3 separate regions of the Mus musculus genome follow, and all the other regions are linked to region 1. Evidence: chromatin loops called from intact Hi-C (ENCODE). Cell type or tissue: heart. All regions are shown on one strand.

Evidence for each region. Peaks named below come from ENCODE experiments on the same cell type or tissue, not always from the same donor. Only the 100,000 strongest peaks of a DNase experiment are listed, where the experiment ranks them.
Region 2: it touches region 1 in a loop (6-fold over the local background); 5 of 42 quality-filtered maps call a loop at or near these places.
Region 3: it touches region 1 in a loop (6-fold over the local background); 15 of 42 quality-filtered maps call a loop at or near these places.

What each region holds. Positions count from the first base shown.
Region 1 is chr9:67,153,605-67,161,604 of GRCm38, forward strand. Gm19299 (predicted gene, 19299) reads left to right here. Exons shown (of 3, transcript NR_045748.1): 2 at 3,422-3,576. Gm40529 (a long non-coding RNA gene) reads right to left here. Exons shown (of 3, transcript XR_870878.2): 3 at 2,781-3,101. Among named protein-coding and RNA genes, the nearest start is that of Gm40529, 21 kb to the right of the region's middle. In heart, a CTCF peak has its summit at 3,467 (motif pointing left); a DNase peak (open chromatin) is centred at 7,717; H3K27ac peaks cover 2,806 bases.
Region 2 is chr9:66,997,422-67,005,421 of GRCm38, forward strand. No RefSeq gene overlaps it. Among named protein-coding and RNA genes, the nearest start is that of Gm30639, 11 kb to the right of the region's middle. In heart, CTCF peaks have their summits at 3,883 (motif pointing right) and 5,348 (motif pointing right); a DNase peak (open chromatin) is centred at 3,900; H3K27ac peaks cover 798 bases.
Region 3 is chr9:67,044,009-67,052,008 of GRCm38, forward strand. Tpm1 (tropomyosin 1, alpha) reads right to left here and starts at 5,205. Exons shown (of 10, transcript NM_001164248.1): 1 at 5,011-5,205; 2 at 3,778-3,903. The coding sequence starts at 5,124. In heart, CTCF peaks have their summits at 20, 1,113, 3,461 (motif pointing right), 5,391 (motif pointing left) and 1 weaker place; DNase peaks (open chromatin) are centred at 1,163, 3,413, 4,363, 5,343 and 2 weaker places; H3K4me3 peaks cover 6,304 bases; H3K27ac peaks cover 6,864 bases.

The DNA of each region.
Region 1 (8,000 bases):
TGGGCCCTGGAAGCTCTCAGGTCCATGGGGTAGGAATATGTGGTGTACAGTAACTACAGCAGAGAGGAGACAGACCCACCTTCTTCCCCTAATGGGACAACCTATGCGGTTTGCCTTCCATCTCCTCTGGGAAGGTCTCCTTGCTGTCTCCAGCCTGGACAGAGCTACTCTGGAACTTACAAATGATTAATAGTCCAGATCACAAATATTGCTGTGGTTAGGAGGAGTGTGCCAGGCCCAAATCTCTTTTCTACAAGTTGCTGGGTGTGTGGTTTTTCACAAGTCATTGGACTTTTGGGCTCTTTTCTCCTCTTCTCTTTCCATGTGTGTCTGCGTGCAGCCTCCATAAAGGTCAGAGGTCAACTTGGGGTCATTCCTCAAAAGCTCTTCATCTTGTTTGTTTGTTTGTTTGTTTTTTGAGACAGGGTCTTTCACTGGCCTGAGGATCCCCGATTTAGTAAGGCTAGTTGGCCAGCAGCAAGCCACGGGGATCCTCCTGTCTCTGCCCCCTGGTGCCAGGATTACAGGTGTGCTCTACCTTGCCTGGCTTTTTAAATGGACTCTGGGATCAAACTCATGCTCGCTTAGCAAGTGCTTTGCCAACTAAGCCACGCCCCACCCCATATCTCATTCACTGTGTAGAGCTGTGGGGAAGACATGATTTAATATACACAAGACTCGGCAATGTCTGCCACAGACAAGCCCTCAGTAAAGGCTGCTCTGAGACACGCCTCTCTCCAGCTGCAAAGCATAAGATGCTATTTTATTAAAACTCTTTGTACAATTTATTTTGATCATATTCTTTCTCTTCCCCCAGTCCCTCCCAGATCCTCTCCACCTCCACACCCGCCTGACTAAATGTTCTTTCTCTCTCAAAAAAAAAGGGAAAAAGAAAATCAGGAAGAGCAATAACAAAGCAAAAAATAAAATCAAAACAAACTAAAAAAAAAAAAAAAAAGAAAAAAAGAAAGAAAGAAAGAAAAGAAAATCAGACCAAAGAAAAGCGAACACAAAACAAAACACACACACACACACAAAGATGGGGTTCATTTTGTGTTGGTCTACTACTCTCGGGCATGGGGACTGTGCTGGAGTGTGGTGTGGTTGATCGGCCCAGTGACACTTCTAGCTTTGCAGGAAACTGATCATTCTTCTCCCCATCAGGTGTCAACTGCGAATAGCTTCTTGGTTAGGGGCGGGACTAAGTCCACTCGGGTCCTGAGACCCGACCATCACCACCATCACCACCAGGCCTAATGCTTTCACGCTGCTGTCCTCCTCTGCTCAGAGCCACAATTTTTCTCTCTCCAAACAGATAAATTTTAATTACAAAAAAAAAAAAGAAAAGAAAAAAAGTGGGGGGTGGGGGCGGGGAGGGAGGGAGGGAGGGAGGGAGAGAGAGAGAGAGAGAGAGAGAGAGAGAGAATGAATGAATGAGAATGCATATGAATATAAGGTTGTGCACAGGTAGGGAGATAAGGAGAATCTGAGAGGAATTAAGGGAGGGGGAAAGATCTAACCAAAATATCTCACCTGAAATTTTTAAATTAATCTTTTAAAAATGCCTGGTTCACGCTAAGAAATACTTCTTCGCCTGGGCAGGAACTGAAGAATGTGGAGACACAGAATTCATCGTGGCAGAGAGTTTATACATTCAAGGGGTGTTTTGTTTTGACAACAGGACTTGTGTAGTCCTGGTTGTCTTAGAGCTCTCTGTAAACCAGGCTGGCCTGGAACTCAGAGAGCCAACTGCCTTTAGTTTCCAAGTGCTGGGATTAAAGTCATGCCCCTCCCCCAAGGCTCCTTCAAGGTTTTTTTTTTTTTATTCCAATAGGTTGAACCTGACAAAAAGCTATTGAATATCCTGGCAATCTCAGATAGAAAGATATTTGCTATTATTGAGAAAAATATACTAAGAATTTAGGGATAGACCAAAAAGAGTACAGGAAATCTTTTCAACGTCACACAGGGCTTTGCTGAATAGGACCTCTCAGAAGGTGTGTGTGTGTGTGTGTGTGTGTATGTATGTATGTATGTTTGATATGTGTGAGAGGGAAGGGTTTTCACATGCTGTATAGTTCATGTGGAAGTCAGAGGACGTTTTGCATTGATTCTTCCCTCTCCACCTAATTTAGGTGGGGTCTCCTCATTGTGTAAGCCCGGCTCACCAGCAAATATCTGGAGGTCTTCCTGTCGCTGCCTCCCCTCTCTGAATAGAGGAGTGCTGGGACTGACTGCAGACACTTGGAAGATTAGGTCCTGCTTTCGTGTGGGTCTGGGTTCTGAACTCTGGTTGACAGGCACTTTGTCCCACTATGGTCTCCGTAGCACCTCAAGAAGGGTCTTCATTAATCCCAGCACTTGGGAGGCAGAGGCAGGTGAATTTCTGAGTTCGAGGCCAGCCTGGTCTACAGAGTGAGTTCCAGGACAGCCAGGGCTATCCAGAGAAACCCTGTCTCGAAAAAAAAGTCTTCAGTGCTCTCCAGGAAACATCTCCACATCACTTGTCTCATTACTTTTCTGTTAAACCCCTCCCCTCCACAGTAGGAAGTTGCATGTTAATTTGCTGGTTTTTAGCCAGATTAAAGGACTATCTAAAGATTATATATGGTTTAATGACCCTAAAGGAACGTAACTATGTTTAGAACCACCCTCCCAACCTTGTCTTTTTTTTTTTCTTTTAAATGCAAACAGTTTCTCCAAAGGACTTGGAATCATCATTAGGTCATCTGAATGGTTTCTTCATTAATGAGTTAAAAGCCTATGCATATATTCTATGTTGGTATTACAGTACTGATTTTTTGTTTGTTTGTTTGGCTTAAGGTTTTTGTTTTCAAGGCTGGGTTTCTCTGCGTATCCTTGGCTATCCTGGAACTCAATCTGTACACCAAGCTGGCCACAAATTGACAGAGATGCCCCTGCCTCTGCCTCCTGAGTGCTGGGATTAAAGGAGTGCACTACCACCGCCTGGCTGACAGTCCTGTTTTTAACTTTTGTAAATTATATGTTGACATTCTGAAGAAGACGCTCCAGAGTACAGCTGCTAGCCTGAAGCAGATGTTTCTCCACCAGACCTTGGTCTCAGCTTTCCATGGGAGACTCTGGGGAAAGAGAAGAAATACCAGTAGGGTGGGTGTTGGGAGGCAGGGAGGAGCCAGATGGTTAAGAACCTGAAATCTACCCGTGCAAGTCCCCCAGGGCTTCAGCTGTCTGCTGGAGCCACCTGTGTGCACTAGGACAGGGGCCTGTTTAGTGCTTACTTAAAGAAACAGAAACCTGACAAGATCCTGTCTACTGTGTTGTGCTTCCTTCCTGTTTTAACATTCTCTTTGCTAAGCTGAGAGCAGCTTTTCTGATCCTACTGTATCCTTAGATCCTCCCAATGACCTAAGCATTGTCCTCCACATCTCTCCTTGCACAGAAGCAAATGTCTGGGACAGCCCTACTGAACAGTGCCCTCTAGTGAGCCTTTGGGTCCCCACCTGGCATCTGTGGAGGGAATGACTGGATGACCACAGAGAGAAGATAGAGCCCATGCTCCTCCTCAGAGGACTGCCAAGCTCCTACTGTGTGCAGGTATTGTCAGCCACGGCAAGGATGGGTAGCAGTGTGATCCTCTGGCCCTCCATTTTGCTTTTATCATCAGATCTCACTACATAATATTGTTAGATTGTAGTGGGAATTTGAGGTTCTTTTAAAAACACAGAAATACTACACCAATGTGCTTTCATTTTAATCCCAGGTGTGGGATATGGGGCTGCTTCAGACTGTCCACAGCAGCTGACTATGATTTGCCTCGGGCTCTAGCAGAGGCATGGTTTTGCCATCTGCAGATAGTTTCTACAATTATGTGACATTTGGAATTCTGGGAACTTTCCAGAGGCTATATAAATGCTAGGGCCCTGAGAGGTGGGGTTGGTGGTAGTTTAGGAGAGTTAGTTGTGGCTTGTCAGTAGTTGTGCTCAAAGAATAAACAAAAGGAAAGAAATTAGATTCAGGTTCTTTCTCTCTCTCTCTCTCTCTCTCTCTCTCTCTCTCTCTCTCTCTCTCTCTCTCTCTCTCTCTCTCTCCCCCTCTCTCTCTCTCTCTCATCTAGTGGGAGGGGGTAAGAAAAGAATCCACAAAGTAGCAAAAGGTAGATATACTAGTCTGTGTTTTTCTACTGAATGTATACAGAAATAAAAAGCTGAATAACAACAACAACAAAAGCCATGGTTGGGCCTGAGTGACGTCAGTGTGGGCAGTGTTGAGTGTTTCCTCAGAGCACACTCGTGGGTGTGAGCCAGCTCCCACCTTTGTAATTAGGCTTGGCTTAGCAGCTGTAGAGCAAGTACCAAGGACAAGAATTCAGTCACCTTGACTGTGGGCAATCACGTCGCCTTTCTGGGTCTTACTCTTCCGTGACGTAAGAAAGCGCCATACAATTGTCCTGAGGGTTAAGATAATTAAGCCTTCTAAAGCCCTTTAAATTGTACCTTTTGCATATTAGGCATTGAGTTGGGGGTTTGCTAAGGGAAAGGATGTTAAAAGGTGAAGTCATATCCAATTAATAATCTGACTACCAAATGAAGTAGTCAGATTAATTAATAATATGATAATTAATAATACAACTACCAAATGAAGCAGGTTCCCCCTAATCTGTAATTTTACTGGTTTGTGGTTAACTGGGATTGAATAAGTAGAACATTCAAGAACTAAATCAATACATAGTTTGAAGCAATCTTGCTCCATCCTGCTCTATCCTACCTGGGATGTGATGTATCCTTTTGTCTAATGTATCCGTGATGTACATGCCTCCTGCCTATTAGTCATTTAACAGGGAAAGCCTGGTAGGGAGTATTAATGTACACACTGACATCTACTACTTGGTCTTAGTATTATTACCACCTCATAAGGGAATTGGAGGCTTTTACAGGACCCCGGATCCCACAGCTCCAGGGCACTGTGGTACTGTCAAGCTCAGAATTTAGAGAACACCTGGGTGTTTAATGTCATGCTGGGCGTGGGAACCCAAGGGAAAAGGCAGGTGAGCAACCTGTGGGCTGGAGGGTCAAAGCTCCAGGGCTGGCCAGAGCCCAGGACTCAGCAGTAAGGAATCTTTTGTGCTGTGGTTCAAAGGTAGAGTAAGGGGTAGGAGGAAGTGGGAAGGTGAAGGTGGTTTTTATAGCTGTCAATCAATGAGTTAGCCAGCCTACAACCCTCAGGCTTGAGACACCTGGCAATGAAAGGTGATGGGGGAGGTGTGTTGTAGCAAATATTAATATTAATATTGAGGGTTTCTATCCTACCTTAGATTATTTAGTTCCCAAATAAAAGACACAAAAACCTTTATATTTATAATAAGCCTTAAAACACTAGAGCTGGGCAGATATTAGTCCTCTATGCTATTTTGTCTACTCCCCTGTCAATAGCCACAAGATATCACTTGCCACGTTCTACCTGAGCCATTCCTACTCCAATTCCATTCCTCATGGCCATGTAGTCACAGTCCATCTACCTGCCTACCTCTCTTCTGTCAGGCTACATGCTGTAGGCATCTTTATTAACCAATCACAGAAAAGTTGGGGGACAAGATTTTTACCACAAAAGCTGGTATATATATGTGAGGATCTGCTCATCTTGGAACAATGTGGGAAACAGAATTTAGCATTCGAATACAAGCAGCATCAGACCAACCCACCACGGGGGTGGGAGGAGCAGCCTCCTGTGTAAATGGTCTAGGAGGCACCCCCAGTGGAGACAGTGGCCCTGGGGAAAGAGGAAAGAGGGTATGGAGAGTGTGAGGGGTTCGGGAACAGAGCAGATGAGATGAAGGTACAGTGGGGGCTTTGCTTGGAAAAGAAGGCTAGTGACAGGAAAAGGAAGATGAACGAATGTACGAACACATCTGGAAGCAGGGAGGGTGTGTGTCTGAGCTTGTCCTTACAATAAAAACAGCTGAGATAATTCTTGGGGGTGGAGGGAGGGATTGTGTACCGGCAGTCAGGGTTGGTGTGGTCAGAGCCTCCTCCTATGTTCCTATGCCTTTGTGTGAGCTGCTCCCACTGCCACCCTTCCTGTGGGCTCCAGGTGGCGCAGGGTGGGATGACAAACCTTAAAGTACATGTCTTATCTTGCCTTGAACTGGCACCAGGGGCCAACATCAATCATCTCTGAGCTAGGTCTCTTGATAGTGCTCCCAACGGCTTTGGTAAAGCCATGGCTGGATCTCTGGAGAATCCTTGATGCAACTGAAAGAACCTAGTGGGGAAACCCCCACTCAACTCCCGATTCGGCGTACACCCAAGAATCACGAATAGAACACAACACCTTGATGTAACAACACTAGGTATTTTAATGGTGGAGCTCTGGGTCTAAACGTATCTCACACAGGAGACAGTGGATTCGACCACGAGGCTTGGAAGCTAGGGGTTTTTATAGAAAAGGAGTGGGGCTGGGGGAGGAATTGGCACGGTTTCACATGATTGGTCCATTTAAATATCAGCAGCCTGTAACATTTAACTTAGGTCAGAGGGGTAGGAGATAGGGAGGCGATGGGCCTGCCCGGGCATGTCCTGGTCTGTTCTGCTATGTTCTCAGCTCCAGGTTTCAAAGCTCACAAACAACTCTTTGGGCTATTTGACATACATTACATGAATCACAGGTCTCAAGTTTTATTTCCTTTCACAACCTTGAGGGTAAGTTTTGTAGTTGTGACTCCTTGTGAGACAGCAAGGGTCCACTAAAAAAATAAAATAAAATAAATAAAAAATTTTAAAAAACCCACTAAAACCAAAAAAACCCCCAACCTATTAACAGGAAAGCTGTGAAATGCATCCTTAGATTACAGCTCCTCTCCTCTGTAGGGTTCCAGTGTGGTTTCTCTTGCAGCTACCCCACCTCTCTCCCTAGGGTCCCCAGAGCTAAGCCCCTTATCTGATCATCAGTGGTGATGGAAAAAGATGTGTGGTTCTAGCCACGCTCTGGTTCAGTGAGTTCACCAGTCTCTAGAAAACCAGTGACACTTGCCGGTGGCTCTTCAGCCACAAGAACACGAATGCAGATGGAAGCAGAGCCGTCATCTTAAGAATGTTTCCAAATGGCATAGATGGTCCTGAGGAAGTCTGACATCTAACCACCCATGCCAGCGCTCCAGCCATGTGTGCAGGAACCTGTGGAGGGTACAGGTTTCTAGTCTGAAGGAAATAACTCCAGTGTTGTATCTTTTAACATGCAGAGCTATTTGGGGTCAAACCAGGCCTTAGGGCCCCTTCACACACACACACACACACACACACACATACACACACACACACACACACACACACACTCTTATGCACAGCAGAACCTTTATTCATATGGTGTTTGACAGTTGATAAAGGGCCTGTCACTTTCTCTCAGGATCACCATGGCTATTTTAGTGGCCTTGGCTTGACTGTCCCCTAGGCTTGAGAACCACCAATCTTTTTCTTTTCTCTCCTTCTTAAGCAGAGGAGTCATGATGTGGTATGGCTGTCTGTAGATTGGGTGGGTGACTGGAAACACAATCCCGGAGGACACCAGCCATTGTCCACAACTCAGTCATTCTGGGAGAGGGAGTACAGCCAAGCTAGATCCAGGGTTATTTTTAATCCCCAGAGATGCAGCATTTTTGAACCAACAGCCCTAGGCCAGGAGGCCCTGCCAAAGAAAGAAGTATGACCCAGAGGAGGTGTCAGAATGCCATGGCTTCACGCTGCCCCTCCTCAGAAACCAGAGTTGAGTGATGGGTGTATTTTTACACACACTGACTGGCTAGGCACTCTTCTTGCCGTGGGGTTCTGTGAGGACCATGTGGGAGCCCCATGCTCCAAGCCCTTTAGCCTGGGCCTAACCTGAGATGTAGGCTGGCTGTCTTGGGACCAGAAGAGCTGACCTTGCAAGGGCCCCATGCAGTTGATACTGTTTCTGCTCCCACTCTCTCCATTTACCACCCCAACTTCCCCTCCAGCCTGACAAACACTTTCCTCTCTCCTTTTCTT
Region 2 (8,000 bases), 160 kb before region 1:
TAGCCAGTACACACCCATTGGAGCTGAAGAGATGGCTCAGAGGCTAAGAGCACTAGCTGCTCTTCCAGAGGTCCTGAGTGCAATTCCCAGAAACCACATGGTGGCTCACAACCATCTGGATTGAGATCCAATGCTTTTTTTCTGGTGTGTCTGAAGACAGCTACAGAGTACTCATATACATAAAAATAAATAAATCTTTCCCCCCAAATCACCCAGAATCCCAGTTTTTGAACATAACTGTTCATGCATTTGCCCATTTTAGCCTAGCTATTATCCATGAGCATGGACAACAAGGGGACCGCGACAAAAATGGACATATAATGCATTCTGTCTTTTCTCTACTTAGCATGATAGCAAGCATTTCCATGTTTGTCACTGTGCATGTGTGTGAGCACATGTGCACATGAATGTACACGTGTGCATGTTGCATGTGGAGGCCACGAGTCAATGTTGGATGTCTTCCTGAATCATTCACTTTATCTTCTAAGATGGGGTCTCTGCCCCCCAGATCTCACTGAGTGTGTTAGGCCCAGAGATCCTCCTGCCTCTGCTCTCATCCAATGCCAGGGTTACATACACACATAACCACACCCAGCTATTATGGGATTGCTGGGGAGAGCACCTCCTGCTCACCTAGCAAGCTCCTTACCATCTGGACCATCTTCCCTGTTCCCGTGATTATCATTTTAGTGTCTGTATAGTAGTCCAGAGAGATACTTTAGTCATGGTCCCTTCAGATCAGGATTTATGTTTTCTACTGTTGTATCTTGGTGCTATGGGGATTATTACCCAAGGGACAGTTGCAGTTATTTATTTATTTATTTATTTATTTAAAAATTATGTATTTTATGTGAGTACACTGTTGCTGTCTTCAGACACACCAGAAGAGGGCATCGGATTCCATTACAGATGGTTGTGAGCCACCATGTGGTTGCTGGGATTTGAACTCAGGACCTCTGAAGAGCAGTCAGTGCTCTTAACCACTGAACTATCTCTCCAGATTGCTGCTGTTATTTTGTTGTTGTTGTTGTTGGTTTTTTTTTTTTTTTTTTTTTTTTTTTTTTTTTTTTTTTCGAGACAGGGTTTCTCTATAGCCCTGGCTGTCCTGGAACTCACTTTGTAGACCAGGCTGACCTCGAACTCAGAAATCCACCTGCCTCTGCCTCCCGAGTGCTGGGATTAAAGGCGTGCGCCACCACGCCCGGCTTTGTTGTTGTTTTTGAGACAGGTTCTCTTTACATATCCCTAGCTGTCCTGAAATTCACTATGTAGACCAGGCTGGCCTTGAACTCACAGAGACCCACCTGCCTCTGCTTCCCAAGTGCTAGGATTAAAGTCATGTACCACCATGTCTCATATGGGCAGACTTTCAAATGCAACACTTTGTTAGATAAGGTCTCAAAAAATAGTTCTATTACCTCAAAGGAATGGCAAATATTGAGCTTTCTTGCAAGCATATGTCTGTTGCTTTCCAAAAGGGTTTCACGAATCATGCCACTGGGTATGTGCGAGGTCATGGAAATCCCCCAGCAATGTGTGGATTTTAATAAAATTTTATTAATTTAGTAAAGTTAAATGCTATCTTTTAAAAGATTTGCTTTTATTTATGTGAATGCCTGTGTATCTTCTTGAGTATGTACCCACCTGTGTGCCAGCAGAGGGTAGAAACTAGAGTTACAGGTAGCTGTGAGCCACCTTATATGGATGCTGGGAACTGAATTCCAGCCCTCTACAAGAGCAACAAGTGCTCTTAACTGCTGAGCCACCTCTACCAGTCCCAGATGCTATCTTTTTTAAATGCTATTTTTTAAAAGATTTATTTATTACATGTAAGTACACTGTAGCTGTCTTCAGACACACCAGAAGAGGGCGTCAGATCTCGTTATAGATGGTTGTGAGCCACCATATGGTTGCTGGGATTTGAACTCTGGATCTTCGGAAGAGCAATCGGGTGCTCTTACCCACTGAGCCATCTCACCAGCCCTTAAATGCTATTTTTATTTCCACAAATGAGAGAAAAATTTCAGAAGCTACATTTTAATGGGAAAACATCTAGCAGTAAGAAGAGAAGTCCTGGTACCAGGCTCCCTTATCCCCCATCACCACAGGGTTGAAATACCCAGTCAAGTGGGTTGTACTGAATTTATTACTTGTACTGTTGGAAGTCACAGATAGACAGTTTGTACTGCTGAACTACTTTTTTTAAAAAAGATTTTATTTATTTATCTATTATATGTAAGTACACTGTCGCTGTCTTCAGACACTCCAGAAGACCGAGTCAGATTTCGTTACAGATGATTGTGAATCACCATGTGGTTGCTGGGATTTGAACTCCGGACCTTCGGAAGAGCAGTCGGGTGCTCTTACCCACTGAGCCATCTCACCAGCCTCACTGCTGAATTTCTAAAGCAGCAGCATAAGCTAATGGTCCAGAAGGATGAGACTGGCAGTGTGCGAGCTACCGTCTGATGACTGCCATCCACACCGGAAAAGATCTCCAGGCAAACAGAATCTGCTGTGGTGTTCATGTCTTCTTGGAGGGAGCCAAGCCTCTTAGCTTTGCTCTGTGTATCGGCTCCCAGTAGAACTGGGCTGAGAAAAGACCACTCCAGTTTTCTTGGTTTTAAATTGCTCATTTGCCTGAAAGGAGTGATTTGAAATTTGTGAACCAGAATCTTGGAAACTCTCAGATGGATGCAGATGGTAGAAACAATTTTAATTAGGGAGTCTTTCTTCCATAAAAAAATCAAAAATCAAATCAAATCAAATAAAATCAGGGACTGGTGAGACGGCTCCACAGGTTAAAAGCCAAGAATGAACTTTTCCCAGTCTGTAGGCTGCCGCTTTGTCTGAAAGATGGTGTCCTTTGCCTTACAGACACTTTTTAGCTTCATGAGGTCCCATTTGTTAATTGTTGTTCTTGGTGTCAGTTATATCAATGCTCTGTTCAGAAAGCCTACCCCTTTCTTCCCTTCATTCAGGGCAGGGTGGAAGTAGGAGGGTCAAAAGTTCAAGGTCATACTCAGTTACAAAGCAAATTTGAGACAAATTTGGGCTACATGAGACCCTGTCTCAAAATAAAGTAAAATAACGAGAAACTGAGCATTCATTTCATCTAAATGTTAGGGTGAAACAATATTCCTGTGGTTTTTATTTTACACACAGAAACTACTCTAAGAAGCTAAAAGCCAGGCCGGGCAGTGACGGTGCACACCTTTAATCACAATACTTGGGAGGCAGAGGCAGGCAGATCTCTGGGAGTCTGAGTCCAGCCTAGTCTACAGAGTGAGTTCCAGGACAGCCAGGGCTATACAGTCTTGGAGGAAGAAGAGGAGGAGGAGGAGGAAGGGGAGGAGGAGGAGGAAGAAGGGGACAGGGAGGGGAGGAGGAGGTGGAAGAGGAGGAGGAGAAGAGAAGGGGGAGAAGGAGGAGAGGGGGAGGGGGAGGAGGAGACAAGGATGACAACGCTAAAGGCCTTGCCCAAAGGTCATATGCCTCACAAATGGTTATAAAAGTTACTCAAGTCTTTTTACTTCTACCAAGGAATCGCCCTTCTCAATCTTTTTTTTTTTTTTTTTTTTATTATATCTAAGTACACTGTAGCTGTCTTCAGACACACCAGAAGAGGGCATCAGATCTCACTGCAGATGGTTGTGAGCCACCATGTGGTTGCTGGGGTTTGAACTCATGACCTCTGGAAGAACAGTCGGGTGCTCTTAACTGCTGAGCCATCTCTCCAGCCCCCACTCTTCCCAATCTTAACTTAAAAAAAAAAAAAAAAAAAAAAGAAAGGAAAAAAAAAAAAAAAAAAAAAAAGGCTTAACTCACTGAGGTTGCCAGACATGTGGGCAAGACAAGAATCAGATGAGTACAGACTGCGAACAGCAGGTGGCGCAGTGCCCTCGGTGTTCCAGGCTGTGCCTCACGGTCCTCTGAAACCAAGGTCAATATGGACAGCCACAGGAAGCTTGAGTAACTTGTGACCCACCTCTCTCTCATTCTCTCTCGTCCATCTTCTCCTAAACTGGGTAGGCCCTCCCCATGCGTGTTCTCACTCTTTGCTGCAGCAGATCTCCAAGGAATGAATGAGCTTGAGAAAGTAGTCAGCTGAGGGATGGCTTGGTGATTAAAAGCGTGGCTTTTGTAGATTTTGGTTCTATGCACCCAAGTCAGCAGGTTCCTAACTGTAACACCAGCTCCAGGGGCTCCAAGGGCGTGCATATATACCACCCACACACATACACTTCATCAACTTCCACATTTACTACAGAAAAGCTCCTGCCTCAGAGGCTGGGCCATTGCCAGAGGCTTCCATTTGTACCATTCACTCAATTCTCTCGCTATACTTTGAGATACAAATGTCCTGCCCTTGTAATAGATCACAGAGGGCACTTAGATTGTGGTAGAGGTAGAAAGATTTGTGTGAGCTTGAAGCTGGACAGCCTGGAAATCGGATTCAGCTGGAGTATTTGTGCAAAGTACTTAATGCCTCGGTTAGACTGTAAAATGGTGATGTTATAAGTAACCCTGTAGACTTATTATGATGATAAAAAAAAAAAACCCAGAAACACCATCTAATAATTATTGGAAGATGCCTTAAGACCTTTAAAATGAAGAGGGCTGAAGAAATGGCTTAACACTTAAGAGCATTTGCTGTCTTTGCAGAGGACTGGGGGTTAGATTTCTGACCTCTGCACTTCTGCAGTGACATGAGCCCCAAATAAACAGATAAGTAAATAAAGCAATAAACTAAATAATGAAATAATTAAAAACCATTCACAGCTGGGCATGGTGGCGCACGCCTTTAATCCCAGCACTTGGGAGGCAGAGGCAGGCGGACTTCTGAGTTCGAGGCCAGCCTGGTCTACAGAGTGAGTTCCAGGACAGCCAGTGCTACCCAGAGAAACCCTGTCTCGAAAATTGAAAAAAAAAAAAAAAAAAAAAAAAAAAAAAAAGAATTCAGAAGCAGTAAAAACAATTTTAGATAAGGGCTTGGAATGATCAAAAATGTAGTATTTCATGTAGAAAAAGAATGCTTAAGTATTTTTGCTTAGCCAACATTCTAGCTAGTAATTTAATTTAATTCTAGCATTTAAGTTGTTATAACTGAAAGAGGTAAATTTGGTTTAAAAATGTCCCCAGTAAGTTAATTGTTCAACAATTTGGTTTAAAAATTTGGTTTAAAAATGTCCCCAGTAAGTTAATTGTTCAACAATTGATCAAGTTGATAATTTAGTGAATTTTGGTGTTTGGTTACATTGATTTTTTTTTTAAATTCCACTGTTCTTTTTTTTTTTTAAGATTTATTTATTTATTTATTTATTTATTATAAGTACACTGTAGCTGTCTTCAGACACTCCAGAAGAGGGCGTCAGATCTCGTTACAGATGGTTGTGAGCCACCATGTGGTTGCTGGGATTTGAACTCCGGACCTTCAGAAGAGCAGTCGGGTGCTCTTACCCACTGAGCCATCTCACCAGCCCCTACATTGATTTTTTAAAAAATTAATTTTAAAAAATGTATGCGCATACCTGGGTGAGTTCTGAGTACACCATGCACACACAGACCTTTGCAGAGGTCAAAAGGTGTCAGATTCCCCTGGCACTGGATAAGCCGTCTTATGTGGGTGCTGGGAGCTGAATGCAGTCCCTTTGAAAGTGCAGTAAGTGCTTTAATGTTTGAACCATCTCTCCAACCCAGGTTTGCACTGACTTTGGCATACAGACTTGTATTGATTGAACAGGGAGTGGTACTCAATGCATTTATACACTTACTGAATTAATTAATGCATGAATAGATGAATCAGAAGGATCTTGACATCAGTGAAATGATTCTTCTCTACTTAATGACTTCATGTGATGTCAGCATTTTAAGATCCCCGGACTTTCTGAGTCATGGAAACTGCCTCCCACACATCCCCTCCTCCCCCCTCACAATGCACTCACTGCCTACTCTGAGGCGACTTAATGAGAATGAGTGATTCCCTGCAGCCTCCCCGGGGGTAGCAGCTTCCAGAGGAGCCAAGCCTGGCTCATCCACTCACCTGCCATAGAGCACCGGCCTTGGCAGTTTACCTTGAGTTGATTCCTCATTTATCATGCAGGGATAAGTCTGAGATCTGACCTACTTCTCCTTAGCATGGCTAAGGACATAAAAAATACACAGTTCCCTGGGATCAGGAAAGTGCTGGGTGGGTGACAGCCCATCCTTATGAAAACCAAGCTTGGCAATGAAGGGGTTATTAGAGGCAGGGAGATCCAGCAGGAGGAGGGGCAAACCTGCTCTCCAGTCTCTTGATATCCTGGTCACTAACATCCACAATAGACAGGGACTGCACCTGTTAAACTGCCTTCCCCAAGTCACCTGCCAGTGCAAAACAGGAAAATTCCAGTGGCCCTACCAAGGCCTCCACTGTCCGCTGAGGGATGAAGTCACTGCCTGCAGTCAGCCGGTGAGACCAGATGAGGAAGCCTAGATCCAGACATAAACAGGCTGGCTTCTCTTTCCATCCTTCACAGCTATAGTCAGCCTGCTGGGTGGGGGTAAAGGGAGCCCAATGGCCACCGTGAGGGGATTTAGGTGGGGAGAAGAGAGCGCAGCTGGGGTGACAGGGACAGCAACAGTCCAAGCCTGAGAACCGCATCAAAGACAAACCATGAAGGACCTGGGGAAGGCTATTTACTCTGTCCTTCCTGTTCCCAAGCCTAAGAGGGAAATCATCACAGGGAGAAAAAGACATCCTTAAAGGACAAAGGGCCTGCCATCGGGGTCCACTTTTAGTGCTTGTTGGTGTCGACCTTCCAGCTAGAATCAGTAGACCCATCACTGCTAGGGGACACTGCCAGGCAGTGGCTCAGGTGCCTGGCCTCTGTGTGTGTCTGTGTGTGTGTGTGTGCATGTATGTGCCCCCAACTCCATCAACCCCAGGGGAACCCTACCATAACAGCTGATCACACTGGCAAGGTGCATTTTACCCGTCATGTAAAAGCTCATCCCCTTGAATAATATTTCTGAGTTAAAGTACTTAGATATGAACAGACTCTGGAAGGTTCTGAGGCTCAGCTCATCCAATTACCACGCAGCAATGGAGTCCCATCGTCTCCTTGGATATCTGGCTTAATAAAGCCTGACCCCCAAGACTATTATATGCCCAAAAGTCCTGTAAGAATGGGATCTGCTTTCAATATTATATCAGGCACACTAAATACACTTATATTTTACATTAACTAGAAAATGTTTACTGTGGAAAAGATAAAAAAGATCTTCTTCTTCTTCTTCTTCTTATTATTATTATTATTAATCCTTTCCCCATGTGTATGGTATGTATGTGCTTGTATGGGCTTTTTTGCACGCGTGTGTGAGCTTATGTGTGCATATGCATGTGGAGGCCCAGGGTTGATGTTAGGAACACCCTGCATTGCTCATCCAGCTTCCTGAGTTAGGTCCCTCGGTCACACTCAGAGCCAGTCAGTATGATCCCTTGTCTGCCTCCAGAGAACCACTTGGCATTTATGTGGGCTCCTGGGGATTTGAACTTGGGTCCTCACTCTTGCTCAGGGAGCATTTACTGCTGAGCCATGTTCCCAGCCCCAGAATCTTATTCTTTTCTGTTTTGAAACTGTTAAGCCACACATACTCACTCACTACCTAGGTGGCCACATTCTCTGAGCTGTCTCACACAGGCACAGGAAGTCCGATAGAGCAGGGGAAGAGTCAAGCCATAGCAGTATTTCCGAGCAGAGAATTTAGAGGTTGCTAAAGTTAAATGTGAATGGGGTTGACGTAGTGACTTGTTTTCTGGACACGTAATTAAAATGTCTTGTTTTTCACTCCATTCCTCTCTTACGTTTTAGATCAAAAAATCTTTTTGGTATGTGTCTTGTGTCTTCACAGGCCTTTGGGCACAGCTCCCTGGCTGGAGGCCCTGTGCCAGGGAACCTACTGACTGGATGCTTCTGCTTGTGGCTATTGATGGTGACTGTCAAGAATTTGGCCTGCTC
Region 3 (8,000 bases), 110 kb before region 1:
TGCTTTGCCTAGAGCGAGGCCACCGCAGGAGGGCGTTTGCATCCACTCCGCTGAGCCTGGGCCAAGTAGAAGATCTGGATGCTAAAGCCTATTGCGACTCCTGCTGGCCATTTGGAGCGCTCCGAAATCCCGATTCTCCTGAAGCTGAGTAAGGGTAGAAACCTAGACTTTGAACGTACCCTAAACGCTGTAAAGAACAGCATCATTCCTAATGCTAAAGGCATTGACAACTCCTGGATGCTCGGAGCACTCTGTAATCCCGATTTACCAGAGTCTGAACAGGTAACTTGGAGCCTGAAATATGAATATCCTAAAGATCCGTGTAAAGAACAACAGAACACAAGATTCTGACTAAAAGAACTCCAGAATCCAAACTATTTCACCAAGTGTAAATTACTAGCTGGCAAAGCGTAGTGGTTAGATCTCCTGTTCTAAATACAGCTTTTTTAAGGTTTGAATCTGGCTCTTAAGTCTCTGCTGGCTGTGTGCCTTTGGACAAATGACTTCTCAGGGCTTTATCTCTTAAAAAAACGAGTATAATAGTACAGGGCTCTTCACAGGGCTGTTGACAATTATCAGATGATATAAAACATTTAACAATGCCTTACATATTTAAGGACTCAAACTATATAATTAAGCACACATGCACTACCATAAGAGTTTGTCTGGACCCCATAACGAACTGTGCAACCTCAGGCAATTCAGCCTGATATCTGGAATCTGAGGAACCGGTCTGTACGACCACAGGAACCTGTGACAGAGCCTCTGGTTACCAGATGGAAAGCCACATGGACACACTCTGTTAAGAACCCATCTCTGCCATCCCTACTTGCAAATGTTTTTAAAAGCTTGTCAAGTCTCCGGGATTTTTATCCTGCACCTTTGTCAAAGAATCAATCCTAGCCTTGTTTAAATGTGTGGGAGTGGAGAATGAAAACGAAGGTAGAAAAAGAAAAGAAAAAAAAAAAAAACCAAAACCAAACCAAAACAAACAAACAAAAACCCTGCCTAGCCTGTCTTCCAAAGCTGGAACACCTCTGGAATTCCTAGTCGACTCTGGTCTGTGCTGAGGAAGCAAAGCCTGCGAACTCCAGCTAGGTCCCTCACATCCGGTAGGTGGAGCCTCTTGCTTGGTTTCTAAGCAGTCTGTCTGCAAGCATTGGTGGGTACAGATCCTTCCAAGAGCTCACAGATCATCTGCCTCCAACCTTGAGGATGCCCAGACAGGGCATCTGCAATCCTCCAAGAGCAGTCTAGGGAACAGACTGGCCACTTGCCGGTGCAGTAAGCAGTCACCCTAATAATTTAATGTCTTCCTTTTCAACTCCTCCTAGGATGTCAGTTTCTGGAGAGATTATTTTCATGCCGATGTCCTTAAAGAAGAGCTATGGGTTGTTTAGCTACCGGTTAGAATCCCTTGGTTGTTTAAGAAACACTGTAGCTAGGTCGCATCTGAAGAGATCCTGGTGTGACTCACTCAAGGGAAAACCTGAGTTTAGATAAGCCTGAGTCACTACATAAGGAAAAAACCTAGAGGGAAGAAGACTCACATCCTGTAAACAATCAGCTACATCACAGTTATTTGGGGGAAAGAGCCAAGATAATCGAGTCTTAACAGAACTCAGCCTCATTTAGGTGGGGGGTGGGGGGAAACAACAGTAAAAATACAAAACAGATTTCTGGGAGTATTAGCCCCCAAGTGACAGGCAGCCTTTTAAACTAAGGGTGGGGGTGGGGGAGACACTTCTGGACTATAGTTTCTAAAAGTAGGTTGGCAAATTGAGACAATGTTTTTAGTAATAATCAAAAATTATATTTTTAACACTAGATAGTAGACTGTCCCCACGGCAAGGAGGCTGGCTGCCTTCTCTCCAGCCCGCCTCTTTCCTCTGGTGACACCTGTCTCTCCCTCAAGTCTTAGCTATTTCAAGTGAGTCAGGATCTCTCTAAATATAACAAAAACAAAACAAAACTTCATAAACTTCCTTCAACATCCCGAGTCTCCAGCAGAACTTACAGTATTTTAAAGAGGAAGATGATCAATACACTAACCAAAAGAGAGAGAGATACACGCTCACACCATATTTAGAGACAGCTTTCCAGATCATAGAAAGAACCAAAACTGGCTCTAAGAACCTCCCTCCCCTCCTGGCTCCACCCCCACAGACGACTTTAAATAGCCTCTTTTCTACTTCTGCCCCACCCCATTCCAGTGCTCCCCCCCCCCATTTCTTATTAAAGACATGATTACCACTACATAGTTACAGCAATTATTATCTCTCCCCCTTAAGAATTATAGTAGTGTTTTTTCCCCCTCCTGCTTCCATTGGTACTGGGGCTATTTGCAAATTCTCTGAATTCCTTTCCTTATATGGAATATCTCTCCTTGATCTATCAGCGGCTCTTTTGAAAAACCTAAATAAACGTCCTGCAGGAGATTTTGGGGGTGACTGGGCATCCTCCATGGAGCACATACAAAGGAGACATCTGACCCACATTATACAAAACAGGCTCAGAGTTGTGAAGGCTTTTTGTTGTTTTTTTACCAGGTAGGTTTTAGCATGAGTTTTAGCTAAACCAGTGTTTCCCCCAAGACCCCCTTTCCAGAAAACTAAAATGTTTCTTTTTGTCTGATCCCAGTGTTGGTTGTCTGGTGGACCACTACCAAGAACACTAGATAAATCTCTAGCCTTTCATGATACAAAGGCTTGTTCAGACTTCAAAATCCTTGGGTAATCTGCATTACACATTCTCCAAAATAAATAAATAGATAAACAGAAATAGATAAACCGACCAAAAATTACAAACTGCGGTTGAACTTGGGGGTCTAGCCTCTGGGTGTAGCTTTCTGTGCTGCTCACACATTCTTGGAATTGTTATCAGTTTCTCAAGGAATTCTTTTCTAATTGAGCCTCTAGGCTTAATTGGCTTCTCCAGTGGAATGTAGTGGTGCGAAAAGTCAGTGCATTGGGAAACTGACCGTCAGCTTGACTTTCTAGACAGAAGTGGCTAGCTCTAGGGTGGAGAGGGTGCTTAGCAGAACTGGAACTGTGTCTATCACCCCCCTGGAAGCACGTCTGTGGTGGTTGTCAGAGGGCTGACAGGTGGGGGCGGGGCGGGCAGGGGGCAGCCAGCTCGCTATGCCATATAAAGCACTGAGCTATATATAACTCCCTGCGTACTTTCTGGATCTAGTGCTTCAGACTGCAGACCCAAGCAAGTATCACCTTCCCTGGGCAGGTCTTAAGGCTTGTCTAGTGAGAAAAAGAGCCTCAAAGTGTCACAGTAGCCCTCAAATTTAGCGTCTGAAGTAAAAGGATGAGTCCATTTAAAGGCCAGGCTCTGTGGACTTACTCAGACTAGGTCCATCAGCGAAAACCACCGGGGGCTGGGGGCGCGGCAAACACTAGGTATTCTGTTTTGCACAGACCTTGGTGATGACATACACCTCAGAGGTTTTATACCAGCAGGAGGCGAAGTTCACCTCCAGCTTCACCCTTTTCAGCTCCCAGCTTCGTACCCACCCACCTCCAACCAAAGGGGAGGAGGTAAAGAAGAGGAAAAAGAGAAAAAGGGAAAGGACGGAATAAAAATGAAACGTGAGCAGCAGTAGAGGCGGCATCCAGTGCTCTGGGCCACGGCCAGGCTGTGTGCAGGTGTCCCTGCAGGAGGAGGTTCGCCCTCTTCCTTTGCTCTGCAGCCCCTGTGGTGGCCCCCCGCCCCCCAGAGTGGCCACACGGACAGGAGGTGAGGGAGGCAGTGTGAGCGTGCACTTACATCTGTGGCCTTTTTCTCCGCCAGCTCCAGTTTCTCCTGGGCATCTTTGAGAGCCTCGGAGTATTTGTCCAGTTCATCTTCAGTGCCCTTGAGTTTCTTTTGCAGTGACACCAGCTCATCTTCCAGCTGGGAGTTGGCAGTGGAGTACGGGGAGGGGGGAAGGGGGAGGGGGTGGGGTGCGGCAGGCAGCGTGATCCCGCAAGGTGCGGGTTGAGGGTGCATAGACCATAAAGGACAGGGACAGCGGGAGAGAGAGAGAGAGGGAAAGACAGGGAGGGAGAGAGAAAGAGAAAGAGTTAGCCATTCGTGTGCAGTGCCTCGCCGCGCGCCCGGGGTACCTTGGCGGCGGTCTCGTCGGCAGCCAGGAGGCTGTCCTCCGCCTTGTGCAGCTCCTCTAGCACCCGGTCCCGCTCGTCCTCCGACGCCCGCAGCAGCTTCTCTTTCGCTGCGATGTCCTCCTCGAGCTGGGGTAGCGGCGAGCGGGCGCGGGCGGCCGGCATGGACCGGGTGGGAGACACATAACAAATGGGTGCCAGGTTGGCTGGAGCCCTGGGGCTAAGGGATCGCTGCTTTGGGGCTCAAGGGACCCTAAGATATCTCTCCCAGAGATCTCACTCAGTGACTCATCTCGCACACCACCCCCCAACCCGGGACCACACGCTCCGGCCGGCCGAGGACAGCAAGCTCAGGTTCTCAATTTGAGGGACTGCCGAAACATGTCCTTGTTTGGCTAGCTTTCCGTGTGTCTCCCATTCTGTCCCATCTTTGTTCTTAGGAAATAATTCAGTGACTCCCTCCTCTTCCCTTCAAAGTCTTCATCCCGTGTTGAGGGATCTTTCTCCCCAACCAAAAAGTCCAAAGAACTTCGGACACCTTAGGACTTGAGCCTTGCTCCGCTCCCCCACCCTTCCCTCCAGGCAACCCGGGAACTTGTATCCTTTCTCTCTTCCTCTTTCAAAACTGATTCCCAACCCTAAGAGTCAAGAGCCTCTCTAGGGAAGAAGCTCAGTGGACCTCGCAGACCGTGGGAGTCAGAGAAGGGCCACGAGCGTCCTCGGACGAGACAGAAAAGTTAGAATCAGTCTAACTCTCGCGCTTCTCCTTTTCTTTTTTAAACGTGCGCCCCTGGACACCCTGGCTGGGGATGGGATGAGGAAAGGGAGCCAGTTCGGGTCCCGGGGCTGAGCGACCCACGCTAAGCTGGGGCATTGGAGGTTGGGGATAAATGCAGACCTGCTTGCTCCGGTCTTCCGCCGCCTTCTTATCAGCCTCCGCTTGCTCAGCTCGATCCAAGGCGTTCTCTTTGTCGAGCTTCAGCATCTGCATCTTCTTCTTGATGGCGTCCATGGTGGCGGTGGCGAGGGGCCCTTAGGCAGCGGAGCGAGAGGAGACGCGAGCGCGGTGGGGTAGCAGAGCCGGAGTGCGAGCGCGGAGCTGCCTGCTGCTCCCTGATATGTACTTTCCCAGGGGGGCGACCGCATTCCTTAGGACAGCCAATACTTTTTTGGAAAAGCTTGTTCCTCCTTCCCCCTTTCCCAGTCTCCTGCCTCCGCCCCGTGCCCCCTCCTCGCTCCTCCCGCGGGGGCCCGCACGCCCATTCGCTGCCGCCTGCCGGCCTCCCAGTTGACGGTGGATATGACTATATATGGGGACCCGAGCCTCCGAGGCCGCGGCCGGGCGAGGCCGTCCTATTTCTAAACCTGCACGCCTGGGAAAGAGCGCCGGGACCTCGCTGGAGAGGAGCCCGGCACTGGGCGAGAGTCTCTAGCCACCTCTCAGAGCCATCGTCTGGCGGTCAAGGTCCCCAGAAGAGCCTGCCCGGAACCACCCGGAATAGGGCAGGTGGTGTGTGCGCACCGGCTCACTCTGCCTCCAGGTCCTGGGGTGCTGCTCATTGTAAGGTCCGGGGGCTGCCAGTCACGGCCACTGCCCCTCCCCTCTGGGCCTGGGAGCTCTCGGTACCCAGCTGGGTCCTTGTGGCAGCACTCAGCCCACTCACCAGTTGTCGTCCTGGGCTCTCACGGTCTGGACATTTCAACCAGAGCAGAGAAATAGAGGTGGAGGAAGGTTTGAGGGCCATTCCTGAGACCCTGTCTCTCTGCCCCTGATAGTGGACATAGTGACACACAGGCAGTCTCGAGTCTTTTCACCAAACTGGGGGTGGGTAGTAAAATACTTTAGGGACTTAAGGCCCAAAAGTGCCTGCGCTGTGCTTTGGAAAGGGCAGAGGGAGTGTGTCAGTGTGTAGCGGTCTAGGCGTTTTTCTTCCCTGTGGGAGTCAGTGGTGTGAGTGTGAGTGTGTGTGTGTGTGTGTGTGTGTGTCTGGTCTTTAGTCATCGGCAGCTGTGATTTGTAACAGCTTCAATGCTGTAGCTTCCCTCCATTTATTCATTTGCATGTTTTACTAGAGTCGGTTACTTATTTGGGGGGCGGGGTCATGGAGGTGCATTCGTGCTTTGGTGGACTGTAGAGGTCAGAGAGCAACTCTTTAAGAATCCAACACAGGGGGCTGGTGAGATGGCTCAGTGGGTAAGAGCACCCGACTGCTCTTCCAAAGGTCCGAAGTTCAAATCCCAGCAACCACATGGTGGCTCACAACCACCCGTAATGAGATCTGATGCCCTCTTCTGGAGTGTCTGAAGACAGCTACAGTGTACTTGCATATAATAAATAAATAAATCTAAAAAAAAAAAAAAAAAAAAAAAAAAAAAAAAAAAAAAAAAAAAAAAAAAGAATCCAACACAGGTCTTTGTGCTTGATAGCAAGCTCCTTTACCTGCTGAGCCATCTTGTTAGTCCAGTTTCCTTGCTTGGATCCTTACAGGGAGTTGTCTCTCTCTGTAAGGCATTTGGATGCTGGTGCTGAAAACATGGTACAAATTAGCTAAGGAAATGGTTCTATCTGTAGCCTGATCTCTGCAGAGGGAAAGGGGCCAGCCAGCTCAGCACTGAAGACAAGAGGATTGTCCCTCCGTATCGCTTTAAGTTTACCTCAAGCCAGTCCCCAAGGAGGAGAGATGCCTGATCTTTTCCAGTTCAGTGAGGCTTCAGGAGGGGAGAACCTTCCTGATGGCCAGCTGAGACAGGGTTGTGAGGGTCTTGTGACCAGTCCCTACAGAATAATTTACAGCCTGTACTACATGGATATCAAATATTCCCCAGACAGTGTCTGAGTAGATTAGGCAGGCCAAATGACTTGCTAAGCCCTTCAAGAAGAGAATGATCATATTCCTCTTTAGGATTTTATCAGGTTTCTGGCTGCCCAGGAGGGAAAACGCACCCTCTGGTAGTGACCAGAACATTGGAACAGATGAACAGGGACTCTGTGGCACAGAACATTCACCAGAGCCCTTCCTTGCCACGTGCCAAGTGGCTCAGGGCGCTGACACCCTTCCAGGCCATGGGCAGTATTCAGATATGTGGGCTATAGGAAGCTGACACTCCAGCTTGGAGTTTAACAGAGGAGAAGAATAGGGAATCTGGAATTTAGAAGCTGAGATCCAAAATGGACTTGGATACTTCTTTTTAATATAGCCGTAGCCATGGTGCAACCTCTTAAAGCCTCCGTTCTCTTCTATTAATGAAGTAGATACTGGAGTAAATACTGACTTTCTCCATGTGCTGGGCATAGTTGAAAAACTCACTCACTAAATCCATTTTAAATAAGCTAATGGTACAGTCCATTAAATATCCCACAACTGGATACCTGTTACATGCATGACAGGCAGCACTGGACTCTGAACTCAAAATTGGGTGACGTACAAATTTCTCAACCAGATGCTGAGGAAGAACAGCAGTGTAAGACCTCAGAAAGGAAGACACGGAAAGAGCCAGGGTAGAGCAAACAGACAAGGCTTCTTCGGGAAGCTTTACAACAGATTTTAGAGAAGGGTTGCAACAGGGACTGAGAAGCCCTTAACACTGGTTGGACAGTAGGCTTTCCTGAACAACAGATTGGAAAGGCAAGTTGAGGCCAGATGGCAAAGAACTTGGAATTCTAGGTTGTCCTTGAACTCCTGTCCTCCTTCCTCTGCTTCCTGAGTCCTGGGGTTACACAATACACAGCTCTTGTGTGGGTGGAAACGATAGATTTCTTTCTATCTCTCCTTACCCTTGGGCCTCTCACATACACCTGTACTCAAAGGCTGAGTCTACGGAGCTCAAGTGTTACACTGAGTTACACTGAGCTAACTTTGTGGGAGTGGAGTGCATATGCTAGAGGTC